3 separate regions of the Mus musculus genome follow, and all the other regions are linked to region 1. Evidence: chromatin loops called from intact Hi-C (ENCODE). Cell type or tissue: heart. All regions are shown on one strand.

What was found. Hi-C counts contacts between places; a loop is a spot of excess contacts. Peaks named below come from ENCODE experiments on the same cell type or tissue, not always from the same donor. Only the 100,000 strongest peaks of a DNase experiment are listed, where the experiment ranks them.
Region 2: it touches region 1 in a loop (7-fold over the local background); 29 of 42 quality-filtered maps call a loop at or near these places.
Region 3: it touches region 1 in a loop (8-fold over the local background); 40 of 42 quality-filtered maps call a loop at or near these places.

Annotation. Positions count from the first base shown.
Region 1 is chr7:47,021,897-47,025,896 of GRCm38, forward strand. No RefSeq gene overlaps it. Among named protein-coding and RNA genes, the nearest start is that of Gm32031, 15 kb to the left of the region's middle. In heart, no CTCF peak of the experiment used is centred here; DNase peaks (open chromatin) are centred at 855 and 1,825; H3K27me3 peaks cover 395 bases.
Region 2 is chr7:47,079,687-47,083,686 of GRCm38, forward strand. Ptpn5 (protein tyrosine phosphatase, non-receptor type 5) reads right to left here. Exons shown (of 14, transcript NM_001163565.1): 9 at 3,400-3,479; 10 at 3,075-3,212; 11 at 2,177-2,287. Mir7056 (microRNA 7056) reads right to left here and starts at 3,538; the gene lies at 3,480-3,538. In heart, a CTCF peak has its summit at 1,799 (motif pointing left); a DNase peak (open chromatin) is centred at 1,805.
Region 3 is chr7:47,149,091-47,153,090 of GRCm38, forward strand. No RefSeq gene overlaps it. Among named protein-coding and RNA genes, the nearest start is that of Ptpn5, 18 kb to the left of the region's middle. In heart, a CTCF peak has its summit at 1,724 (motif pointing left); no DNase peak of the experiment used is centred here.

The DNA of each region.
Region 1 (4,000 bases):
CATGTGGTTGCTGGGATTTGAACTCAGAACTCAGGACCTTCAGAAGAGCAGTCAGTGCTCTTACCCGCTGAGCCATCTCTCCAGCCCCGTGTTTAACAGTTTCTAGTATGGAAGCATTATGGGCTGTGTTGCTATGAATCCTCCAGAAGAAGTGGTTTAGGGCAGGAAGAATGCTTGGATGGAAGCATATGTACCAGAGGGCACCAGGCACACATGGGGGTGCACAGGCAAACCACCCATTCCAAAAAAATTGAAAAAAAAATCTTAAAAAAAAAGGTTTTAGTAGTAGACTCAAATCAAAACTTAAAGACCATTTTATTAGAGTTAAAAATAACCCTATTGCAGGCAAGCAGTTATCTGGAGAAGGGCAAGGAAGGAATGGATGAAAAAGCCATGTTATTTAACTTACCAGAGAAGTCAGCTACATGGTAGACATGCAGCCACATGGCAGGCAAGCAGGCAGGCAAGCATTAGGAAATGAGGAAGAGAGGCCAAAATGCTGAGGGAAAACCCAAAGTGTTGAGGAAAGCTTGCTTAGAAAAGAGGAGGAGAAGGAAAGGCTACACTTCTCTGAGTAATCCAGAGAACGGTCTGCCCCTCACACAGCCGCAGCCCCCCCCCCCCCCCCCCAGGCTCCACTGGGCAGGAACGATACAGTAGCATTGAAGACAGTTCTCAAGTTGTGGTTTGCCACCCCCACAGTGGTCTCATGACATACTCACATTATGATTCATAACAGTAGCAAAATCACAGCTCTGACGTAGCAACGAGAATAGTAGCATGGGGTCACCGCGCAGTGAGGAGCTGTGTTAAAGGGCCACAGCACCAGGGAGGTGGAGAAACACTGCGTTAAAGGACTAATTACTCCACCTACCTCTTTTGGATGGTGTAAGGGGAACTCCCTTCCTTGGGGAAGTCCCTTAGTCAAAGTGACTGAGCCAGCCCATCTGGAGTCTCAGGTCTCTGCCCAGGCCAGATAGTCTTTTTTAGAGGTTTGCCTGGCTGAGATCATCCATTCCTGAGGCGATTTTGAGTGACCGTGGCCCAGCTGCAGATTCTTCTTGTTCCAAACAATCTATTCCCATTATGGAATGGCTCTGCAGAGTCCTTTACAGTTATGGAATGTAAGAAAGTCACAGATTGCCAGGCAAGGTGGTGCACACCTTTAGTTCCTGCACTTGGGGTTTGGGGGTGGGCAAAGGCAGGTGGATTTCTATGAGTTTGAGGCTAGCCCGGTCTACATAGAGAGGTTCTAGATGCTGGCTGGTGACATTCTTAGCTTTTGGGTTAGGGGAAGATAGCGGCCTGCCAAGTTAGTACATAATAAAATTTTACCTTATAGTGGGAAAAAAATGTTAGGCCAGGCATGGAAATAGCCAGCAAGTGGCAATTAGGAGAGTGGAGATAGCCCAAGGTAATTCTGGTTCCAGATCTGCAACATCCAAACTCTTCAGTAATGGTGATCTAGTCTGTCAATCAGCCTTGTCAACACAGGTGTGGTTGGTTCTTTTTGTTAGTTAGTTAGTTAGTTTTTTTTTTTTTTTTTTTGAAACTTCAGTTTACAGAGCCCTTGAAAGAGAATTCTCAGATAAACTACAGGCTACCTAGCTAAATCTGGAGTTTAGATGAGTGAATTCCTTTTTTTTTTAAACTGTAAGTATAACTCAAGTGAAAAGTTATTTACTATTCATCCAAAATTTAAATTTGCGAGTGTCCTACATTTTGATTTGCACGGTTCAGCAATCCTACTTAGAAATCAAAGGCGGGCGTGACTCCCATCAGGAAATGAGAACCTCAGAGAGGGCCTGTGGAACTTCCTGGCCTGACCACCGGGTGGCAGTAGAGCACTAAACAGCACAGGTGTCTTCTCCAGATCCCTTGTAAAATTTCAGATCCTTCTGGGCAGGTGAGATAGATGCTCAGTGGGTAAGAATGCTTGCTGCCAAGCACAATGGCCTAAGTTCGACTCCTGGAGAGACAGAATTGTCTCTTACAAGTTGTTTTCTGATTCCACACTTGTGCATGTACTTGCTCACATGCACACACAAACGAATAAATAAATACATGTAGCCCTCCCCCCCCCCCCCAAAATCTCAAAACAAAAAACCTTGGGGCTGGAGAGATGGCTCAGCAGTTAAGAGCACCAAATGTGCTCCCAGAGGTCCTGAGTTCAATTCCCAGCATCCATGTGGTGACTCACAACTATCTGTAATGGGATCTGATGCTCTCTTCTGGTGCATCTGAAGACAGCTACAGTGAATATATATCATACACACACACACACACACACATCCTCAAATTCATGTAATAAAAGACAGTGGCAACTCACAGAAAACCAATGTATACATGATATAAGTGTGCATAATGAACGCTGTATAGTTAGTATGAAAAGGTGCTTTGTCCCACACATTACTAGTTTAGGAAAGTAAAAGCACAATGAATTGTTTCTATCTCAGATTTGTGGAGGTTAAAATATCAAGCACAATTCATCACAGTGTTGGAAGAGTGAGGCAGAGCGAGTGCACACAGCAGCATCCGTCGTCTTTGGAATGATGTCAAACCTGATCGGAGGAGCTCGCTGCCTCAGACAGTAAAGGGCTTGCTTTGGGGACCCAAGTCCAATCCTTGGAACCAACCTTCAAAAGCCAGGCATGAGTGGATGGTGGCTAAAGCAGACACTTACACTGGTCAAAGTACAGAGAGGAAGTGTGGAGCCAAGAGCCATAAATGCCATATCTATACAATGCCTCCCCCCAAGGCTCAGGGACTGTCATGGTAAGAGGGGACGGGCTATAGGAGCCGGAGGTCAGGAGGACAGAGGAAACAATGCAGCAGCACCCACAAGCTCACAGCAACTGTGGTTGTCTGAACATGATCATGTCTGTTAACGTTCCAGCATAAGTAGGCGTTTTGGGGTCCCCGGCCCTAGGCTGAGGAGCTATTGACAGTTGACAGCAGCTTCTGAGGAAGGAAGGGTCAGTTTTCTTTAGGATTCTGGTCAGGTTGACCATGACCCACGAGTGTATGGCGTGTATGTACCTCCAGCATAGACTGGAGGGAAATAGAGAGATCATGAGACATGAGGCTGGGAGTGGGTGAGGAGGTGGGAGGGTGGATCTTACAGAGTTACAGAGAGGGTGGGGCGAGTAAAGGTGATTAAATTATCCACACTGTATGTGTGTATGAAACTCTCAAAGAATTAATAAAAACATGTTAAAAAAAAGAAAGACAGGTATGGCGGCTGAGTCCAGCACTGGACAGGTGGAGATAGGTGGACCCCTCAGGCTTGCTGGCTTAGCCAAATCAGTTAATCCCTGCCCAGGCCAGTGACAGATGAGGTGGACAGCAGTATCCTGAGGAATGATACCCACAGGTGACCTCTGCCCTACATCATTCACACCTGCTTATGTGCGCGCGCGCGCGCACACACACACACACACACACCACCCCAAAGCCAGAAAAATATATAGCCTTTAATTAAGGAAATTGGTGAAACCCAAAGTTTTATTCAGCAAAGTTCCTCGTCTTTATTCTCAGAGGCATACAGATAAATATTCATGCAGTCTGTACCAGACAAAAACAAAGCAGGCAACCCAGTCATCTACCCAAGGGCAGCTGGGTGAATTAGTGATGACGTACTCCACGGTAGAAGTATAATTATAGAATCCTGCCGTGCCTTAGAGAACGATGCAGACTTGGCAAGGAGTATAAGTCAAAATGGGGCAGCGCTGGCTCAGGGCACTCAACATGGAGTCAGGAGGTCATTGTTAATAAGTGCTCAGACACTTCCACATTTAAACTTTGAACTTGGCGTGACCTCCCACCCACATTCAGGCTGCTCTGTGGGCTGAGCCAGGATCATTTCCCGATGCATCTTCACTTCTCACCTATCTCGCCTATAGCCGACCCCTTACTCCCATCTGCCCAGGCACTGAGACCTGCTTAATCCCCTTCTCACAAGATAATCTCGCTTTCCCCAGAACTGGTCTTGTTCCTTGGC
Region 2 (4,000 bases), 58 kb after region 1:
ATGTGAATGCTTTCAGAATTGATCCAAAGATGGAGATGGGAAGGGAGGAATGAGAGTAGGGAATCTGTAGTCCCCCATCTACCATACTGCTTAATGGCACAAGACAGATCAGTGTGTGTGTGTGTGTGTGTGTGTGTGTGTGTGTGTGTGTGCGCGCGCACGTGTGCGTGCATGTAGCATTAGCCTCTAAACTCTGAAATCATCGAAGAAAAGCAAAGGGGCTTTTCTCCAACTTATTACTGTCTGACAGTTCCTATCCTGACAGATGTCCCAGGCACCCCTTAGTCACATGACCAAGAACACAGGTACTATGCTCTGTCTGCCCACCCCACTGTCCTCATTAGCTGCTGTCAGCCTCCTCTCTGCTCTACCATCCCATGGTGGGAAGATCCAACCTTCTTCCTCCCTGACTATCAAAGACCCATAGCATCAACATGATCCTTCCCCAGCACGAATCTGGATACCCTGCGCTGTGTTTAAGACCTGGCTTGGTCTGATGGTTCAGGCCTGTAATTCTAGCTACTTGGAAGCCTGAGGCAGAAAGATCACAATCTCAAGCCCTGCATGGTCTGCAGTGCAAGTTCTAGGCCAGCCTTGGAAACTTAGTGAGACTGTCTCAAAACAAACAAAAGAGTGAAAAAAGGGCTGGGAATGTAGTTCAGTAAGAGAGTTCTGGCCTCTAATCCCACACCAAACCAAGAAACCCTTTACTGTGGACTGAATGCGGTGGCTTCCTCCCCCAACTTCGTATGTTGAAACCTCCTTTCCATTGTGTGAGAATTTGAAGATGGGGCAGGAGTTCACCCCTTTGATGTGATTCATATCCTTAGAGACCCCAGGAAGTTTCCTCACTCCATCATCCTTCCTGCCCTGGGAGGACACAATCCAGGCAACGTGTGCTTGCATGCACAGCTGCTCCTTCTATGTATGGGAAAGCTTTTCCATTTGTCCCCTACTAGTCACCCCTTACCAGTCCTCCAGGACCCCATACAGCACTGCCAGGCACCTCACCCCAGAGCACGCCATCTGGCATACTGCCCTTCTGTATTCTTGCCTGTACTACTTGGTGTTTACCATCTTACAGGTGCTCCTTGAAGAAACAATCCAGGACACAATTATGCCCCCGGTACTCGACCCGGAACCACAAAGCAGGTGCTTGGAAACACCCTCAAACCCAGACACCCTGGTTCTTCTCTAGCCTGTCTCCTAGCCTCTCTACTTGGGAGATGGTTCCTCATGTCCTTGGGTCACTCTGCTGTGACAGCAGCTGCCCCCCCCCCCCCCGGCTTTCAAGGTTTTCAGGAAGTCTTGGTGTTAGATGCTCATATGGACACTGTCCCCATGACAGTGTGGGGGCTAAGGCACCCTGGCATCTTGCCCAGCACTGCATCCAGTGAGAGACAGAGGCGCTCAGAGGGACAAATGTCAGGCCCTGAGCTCTTTTCTGTGGCGGAACCCCATGGCTGTTAGCATCAGCATCAGGCTGTTTCTGAATTGGGCATCAGCTTCCTGGTGCTTGACTTAACTTCTCTACCTTTCTGGGTTATCACAGGGGACTTCACCTCCACAAATACATCCCACTGCTTCTCCAAACCAGAATCTTTTGATGCCCCCAAAGGAGCAGCCCTCCTCTTCTGCTTATCCCGGACACGGCACAACTTTCCAGCAGGAGGATGCCCTTTCCCCACCCTTCTGGGCTGCTTCGTGTTGCTCATATTTTGTGCATTTTCCTTTTTTTCCTGCCATTTCCTGTAACCATGACTGTGTGTCCTAAAGCAGCAAGGAGTGCCTGCCCTCTGCTGGTGGACATTTTGGGTGCATCAGACTGGAAGCCAGCACCCCAGTGGAAGGGACATTACTGTCACTCAAACTCGTAAAGGAACTCTCAGTTACGATAAGGACAATGCTGGAAGCCCTTGAAGCCTCCTTGCCCAGGTAGTGCTGGCCTTGGGAAGATGTGGAGGAGAGCTGCTATGGTCGGCAGTGCACAGAAAGGGCGTAGGGCACATGCAAGCAAGGCTTAGCGTCTGAGTCTATTGACCCTTGTTTAACAGTACGTGCTGGGAGTGCCGTGGGTCGATGTGTCACCTACAGTAGGCCTTTCAGTACTGTTTTCAGGTGGGGGTCTCAACTAAGCCTCCCCAACATCCCTTTCCTGTTTAGGTCCATGCCTCACCCTGAGGGAGATGAGTCGCAGCCGGTAGTCCTCCGTGTGGATGACTTTCTGCACGGTGATCTCCACGCCGTCATGGACCACCTGCTCTTCTGGCCAGTATTCTGTGCACTTCTGCAAGGACCAAGATCAGGCTGGGTTACATTCCCACTCCTCTTCCACATCCCTTCCTGCTCCGCTGGGGTCTACAAGGACGACAGGCTTCGTTTTAGAAGTCTGCGTCGAAATCTTGACTTCATAACTTGTGACCTACTTCTCATTTCTGAGCCTCAGTTTCTCCCATTTGAAAAATGAAAATGATACCATCTTATAGGATAATGTGTGTGTGTGTGTGTGTGTCTGTGTGCTTGTGTGTAAAGGTCAGAGTTTAACTTCAGGTGTTGTTCCTCATGGGCAGTCCACTTTGGTTTTTTGGACAGGATCTCTCGTGGGCCTGGAACTCACCATGTAAGTTCAGTGAGGCCTAGGTCTGTCTGTCTCTTGGCTTCCCGAGCACTGGGGATAAGGCTGCATGCATATACCACACCTGGACTTATTTATTGGGATAAAACTCGATTCCTCACTTGAGCTCTTTCTCTTTTTTTTTTTTTTTTTAAACAATGGAGATTCAATTAAATGAGCTTGCTCATCATGAACATGCGTATCAGCGGCAGACTGGGAGGCAGCAGATCATGACTCAAATACAGCCATTGGATGGGGTGGGAGAAGCCAGCTCCAGGCTCTGCTAGGCTTTGTGTGGCGTTGAGTGTATACCTTAACTGTCAACACCTCTCATTTCCTTATGTTGACAGTTGAGTGCACGCCAGGCTCACGAGATCCTCAGGAAGATTATTATGCAAAGGAGATGCTTCATGTGGGGGCACAGAGCAGGGCGCAACGAGCAATGGCACAGGGTCCCTACCTCGTTCATCTCCTCGATGTTGGTGATCATGACGATGATGGGTGTGCGCTCCTGCCACACCATGCGCCAAAAGTCGGCCACAGTGCTGACGATGGGTCCCTGCGTGGCGATGTACACCTTCTCCTCCCCACTGTAGCCCTGCAGCCACCCAAGTCCAGCCCGTCAGGTCAGGGGTGGAGGTGGCACTCCCAGGGCCCCATCCCACACTTAGGCTCCTCTTGGGGCTTGTAGGAGCCACACTGGCTTGGGGGACAAGTCTGAAGGACAGATTGCATCAGCTCAGGCCTCTCCTTTAGTGGAAGGCTCTTGGGATGGAGCTACATACCCGGATGTAGTTGGCATTGATGTAGGAACTCAGAGGATCTTCAGGGTCTGGTGACGTCAGACGTACCCTGCTGTGAGGATCTGTGGTGGGAGACAGGTGAGGCTGTGAGTTGGGCCCAACCTCTCTGTCCTCCTCCACAGCACCCACATTTCCTCTGAGATCACAGCCAGTAAGTGCTGTCACAGGCACTGCAGAAAATGAAGAGTCACTACCTGATGACCTCTTTTTCCTTATAAAGACGAAAAGAGTTAGCAGGGACTGGTAAGATGGCTCAGAGGGTAAAGATGCTTGCTCCTAAGAGTGATAACTTGAGTTGGGTCCCTGGGACTCATGTGCTGGAGGAGAGAACTGAATCTCACAGGTTGTCCTTAGACCCCCACAACTGTGCCCTGTACACTTATATGCGTGTGCATACAAAATAAGTAATATTAGAAATAGAGTTAAAAGGAAAACCAGTAGCTCGTGGGCCGAGAAGCACCACCCAACAGCATGGGGCAAATGCTACCTAACAAACACAACTGCTGTGATCATGAGTTCCCAGCAGACATTGGGAATGGAAAAGAACCTAGAGCTGTTGGGGTGATGATGGAGGTGATGGGTG
Region 3 (4,000 bases), 130 kb after region 1:
TTTTGATGGCCCCAGAGGGGCTCACGGCTCCCACTGCTGCAGATGGTCTTGAGACCAATGGCCCACCACCTCCTTTCTCTACAGCTCACTGTGGACTCTTCCCATTTCAGTCAGTGTCTTGGCTGGTCTGGCAGAATGACGAAACCCTAATTCCTGAGAGTCTTAATCTCATTTTATTGTCTCCTGGGCAGGCCATTCTGACTATATGTTACCTATTTATAGTTAAATTTGGGATGGAAACACCTAGAGACATCCAGTTATAAGCTCACTCCTGGTTGTCTCCACTCTGCGGCCACACCCATCTGCCCCTTTCACATGATGACGAGTGTTGCTCCTGGCAACATGGTGAATCCTTTCTTTGAAGGTCTGTTGGCATGTACATCAGGAGACTAGAGGGGCAGCCATCCTGTCCATGGCCAGGGAAACTCATGCTTTGTACCCTTGTGCAAGCTTCATCCTGTTTTGTGTGATGCCTGTCGTCTAGAGTTGCAGGTGTGGGGAGCCAATGCCCTCAGTGAGCCTGTGAGAATGATAGTGGCCGGGGCCATGCCTGATTCCATCTTTGAGCTCTCGAGGCAAGTCTTTTACTCATGGAGGACTTTCCACTTTTTGGTTCTTGGCCTGAGCCCTTGGACTCCCCAGCTTGCAGAGGTGACCTTACTGCCACTATCAGTCCTATGTGGCGTGGCACATATTTTGACTAGTGGGTTCCATTGTGCCTGGTGTTTTCTTCTTTAGTTGTGCAAAGGTTCCTTGGTCTAACTAGCATGGTCCCATATGTGTAACAAGGGTGCTGTTTCATGGAGCTGGATCATATATATCCTGGATGGGTGGGGTTAGGGTGAGGAGAGGAAGGTATCTTGATACCACTTTAAGATAAAACTTAATATTTACAGCTCATGTACCCTTTTTGCCTCGTCTTATTTTTGAGCATGACTTTGAACCAACCCATGGCTAGTGAAGACACTCTGGGCAGGAGCGACACGTGCTTAGACCAAGAGCACTGGATTCAAGGTTCCAGCTATTACCCAAGGTTACTGGCATCCTTGGAGGGTGGTACTGCAACAGGGGACCTCCATGTTGGCCTTCGTTGTTTACAATTTATGGGTTGATTAGTTAGTTTTGCATTAATACAGTGAAATGCCAGGGACACTGCTAACTTTACAAAGAACAGTTTTGGGGGTTCAAGTGTGTGGTCAGGTGAAGTCATTTGTTTGGCATCTAGTGTGTGTAGGAGCAACACACACACACACACATACACACACACACACACACACACACACACACACACACACACACACACACACAAACGCATTCACACACACCCGGCGGGGGAGAGAGCAAGAGCACTTTTCTTCAAGGTCACACCTTTAGTGACCAGCAATCTCCTACTGTTCCTCACGTCTCACAGTCCACTTACCTCCTAGTTACGTGTCCCTGACACCAAGCTCTTAGGATATGGACCTTGGGGACATTAGGGATATTCAGACCCAGAACAGCAGTCCAGTAGCCAGACCAAGCTTGATAATTTCTGCCACCATGGCTGTTTCTATATGGTCTCACTGTATCTGTAGTAGAGGCTGGCAACCTTTTTTTTTTTCAGTAAGTATGACAGAATTTTAATAAGGTGACATACTCATTTAACATTGGCAATCTTGGATTGGATTTTAGTCCGGTGTTTCAAGCCTTCATTAATTTGCAGCGTGTGCCCTCTAGTGGACAATGGAATGTACTACAAACGAGGTGAGCAGAGGTTTGCAGTATCATCAGAGTTGGGCAAACTTCTTAACGATATAATTAAATTATTTAATTTTCACATCCGTGTGCTGTATGTATATGTTCATGTGGGTATGGATGTATATCTGTGTGTGTAGAGGCCTCGTCGACCCTGGATCTCTTACTAAATAAACACGGAGATCACCAATTTGTCTAAGCTGGCTGAATCTCTTTCCATTGGCTGCTGGGTGGAGTCTCAGAGGACAGTCATGCTAGGCTCCTATCTGCAAACATAATATCATTGATAGTGTCGGGGATTTGTTCTTGCCCATTGGAATGGGTCTCAATTTGGGCCAGTCATTAGTTGGCCATTTCCTCCATCTCTGCCCTATCTTTGTCCTTGCACATCCTGTAGGCAGGACAGAGTTTGGGTCAAAGGTTTTGTGGGATGGTTGCTGTCCTTGTCCCTCCCCTTGGAGTCCTGCCTGGCTACAGGAAGTGGCCACTTCAGGATCCACATCCCCCAACTGCTAGGAGTCTCTGCTGATTTTGCCCCCATAGATGTCCTGGAGCCTCGCCTTTTGGGTAGGATTTGCTGGCAGAGGTGGAGGCAAGTTTGATGCTGGCCTAGGTGCCGTCCATCTCTTAGAGTGGCCTTTTGAGCAGATCGAGGGCTAAGTGACCTCTCTCATGGCAGCTTGCTTTCTAACATGCTAATCTCAGAGAATCATCTTTTGGGGAAGGCAAGGAGGCAACCAATGTTTCCGTATAGAAAGCAAGCTATAGAAGTGACGATGCCGTATATCCTGCCAGCCCCAGGCACCGCCAGCCCAGCAGTTAACAACTGAGATTACAGGGACACACTTTCATAGCCAGTTGATACAATATGGGTGGGGGTAGGTTACCCCAATGGGCAGCAACATGGCCCCAAGTGGTAGCCCAGACCAGAGATATCCACATAGTTTTTGGAGGTAACATGGGCCATGGACATTGGCACAGACCCCATGGTCCTCAGGTGGCAGCAGAGGCCACTCACCTTGGGCTGTTCCTCACTACTCACATCTTCTGTTTCATCTCTCTTCCCATGCTTCTCTTTCTCTTCCATCTCTCCACCCCCTTGCTTGACTTCCTGGCTCCCAGACCTTGTTGGTGTCTTCCAACCTGACTGAGTGCCATGTAGCAGAAGCTGGGGGTTTGAGGAGGATAATATTTTTTAAATCATAAGAATATTAAAAAAAACTTTTGGAGATATTACTTATTTTTATTTTATGCGCCTAAGTGTTTGGATGTGTGTCTGTGCATCATGTGTGTGTAGTGCCTGTGGAGGCCAGAAGAAGGTAACAGATCCCATGGGGCTGGAGCTACAAGAGGGTTGTGAATCATGACGTGGCGTTGGGAGCAAAGCCAGGGTCCTCTGAAAGAACAGCTAGTAACTTAAATGCTGAGCCTTCTCTGCAGCCCTGTATGATAAGGATACTAACTAGAGTAAATGGAAAAGATACAACCAAACCCGTTGTTTGTTACATTATTTCAGAACAGATCCAAACTGATGAAAGTGTGTGTGTGTGTGTGTGTGTGTGTGTGTGTGTGTGTGTGTGTGAGAGAGAGAGAGAGAGAGAGAGAGAGACACTGACACACTCATTATTGGCTAAGATAAACATTTCCATAAATTCAGTCCAAGACCTGAAGTTCTTCTCCAATAAACTCGTTCCATAACTATCTTAATGGAGGTGTAGTTTCAAACACAGTTATCCAGCGGTCTCCTATTTCCCGTGCTAATAACACCCTCTGGATGGTGAAGACTTACACCATCGCAGCCTTCAAAGGGCATAGTGAATACCGTGTAGACCTTTGGCTTCTCTTGGTTTTCTTGAGTGACTGTTGCAACTGCGGACACTGATGGGTTCATGACACCCCCATTCAGATGACAACCAAACGAAGATGCTGTAAATCCTTTTCCTGCTCTCATGGGAGATCTTTGTCCTGGGGGTCCTGCCTCTGTGCACATAGCATCGGCAATGGAGGAATGAGTCTGTCCTGTTTTGCCCTTTGCTCATAGAGAGAACCTGACAGAGATGCAGAGGTCGGGCAGAGGCATCCTGGGTGTGGCTGTGGTCCTCACCCAACCATGGAACAACTATTGTCATTCTCGCACATCAGCTGCTGTGATGAGAACCTCAGGTAGTCTAGAAATGGGAGAATGAGTCTGTGGGCAGACATGGGCGGTGTGAGCAGTAATAAAATCAGCACTGAGTTTTCGTGTTCCTGGGGCTGGGCATATGGA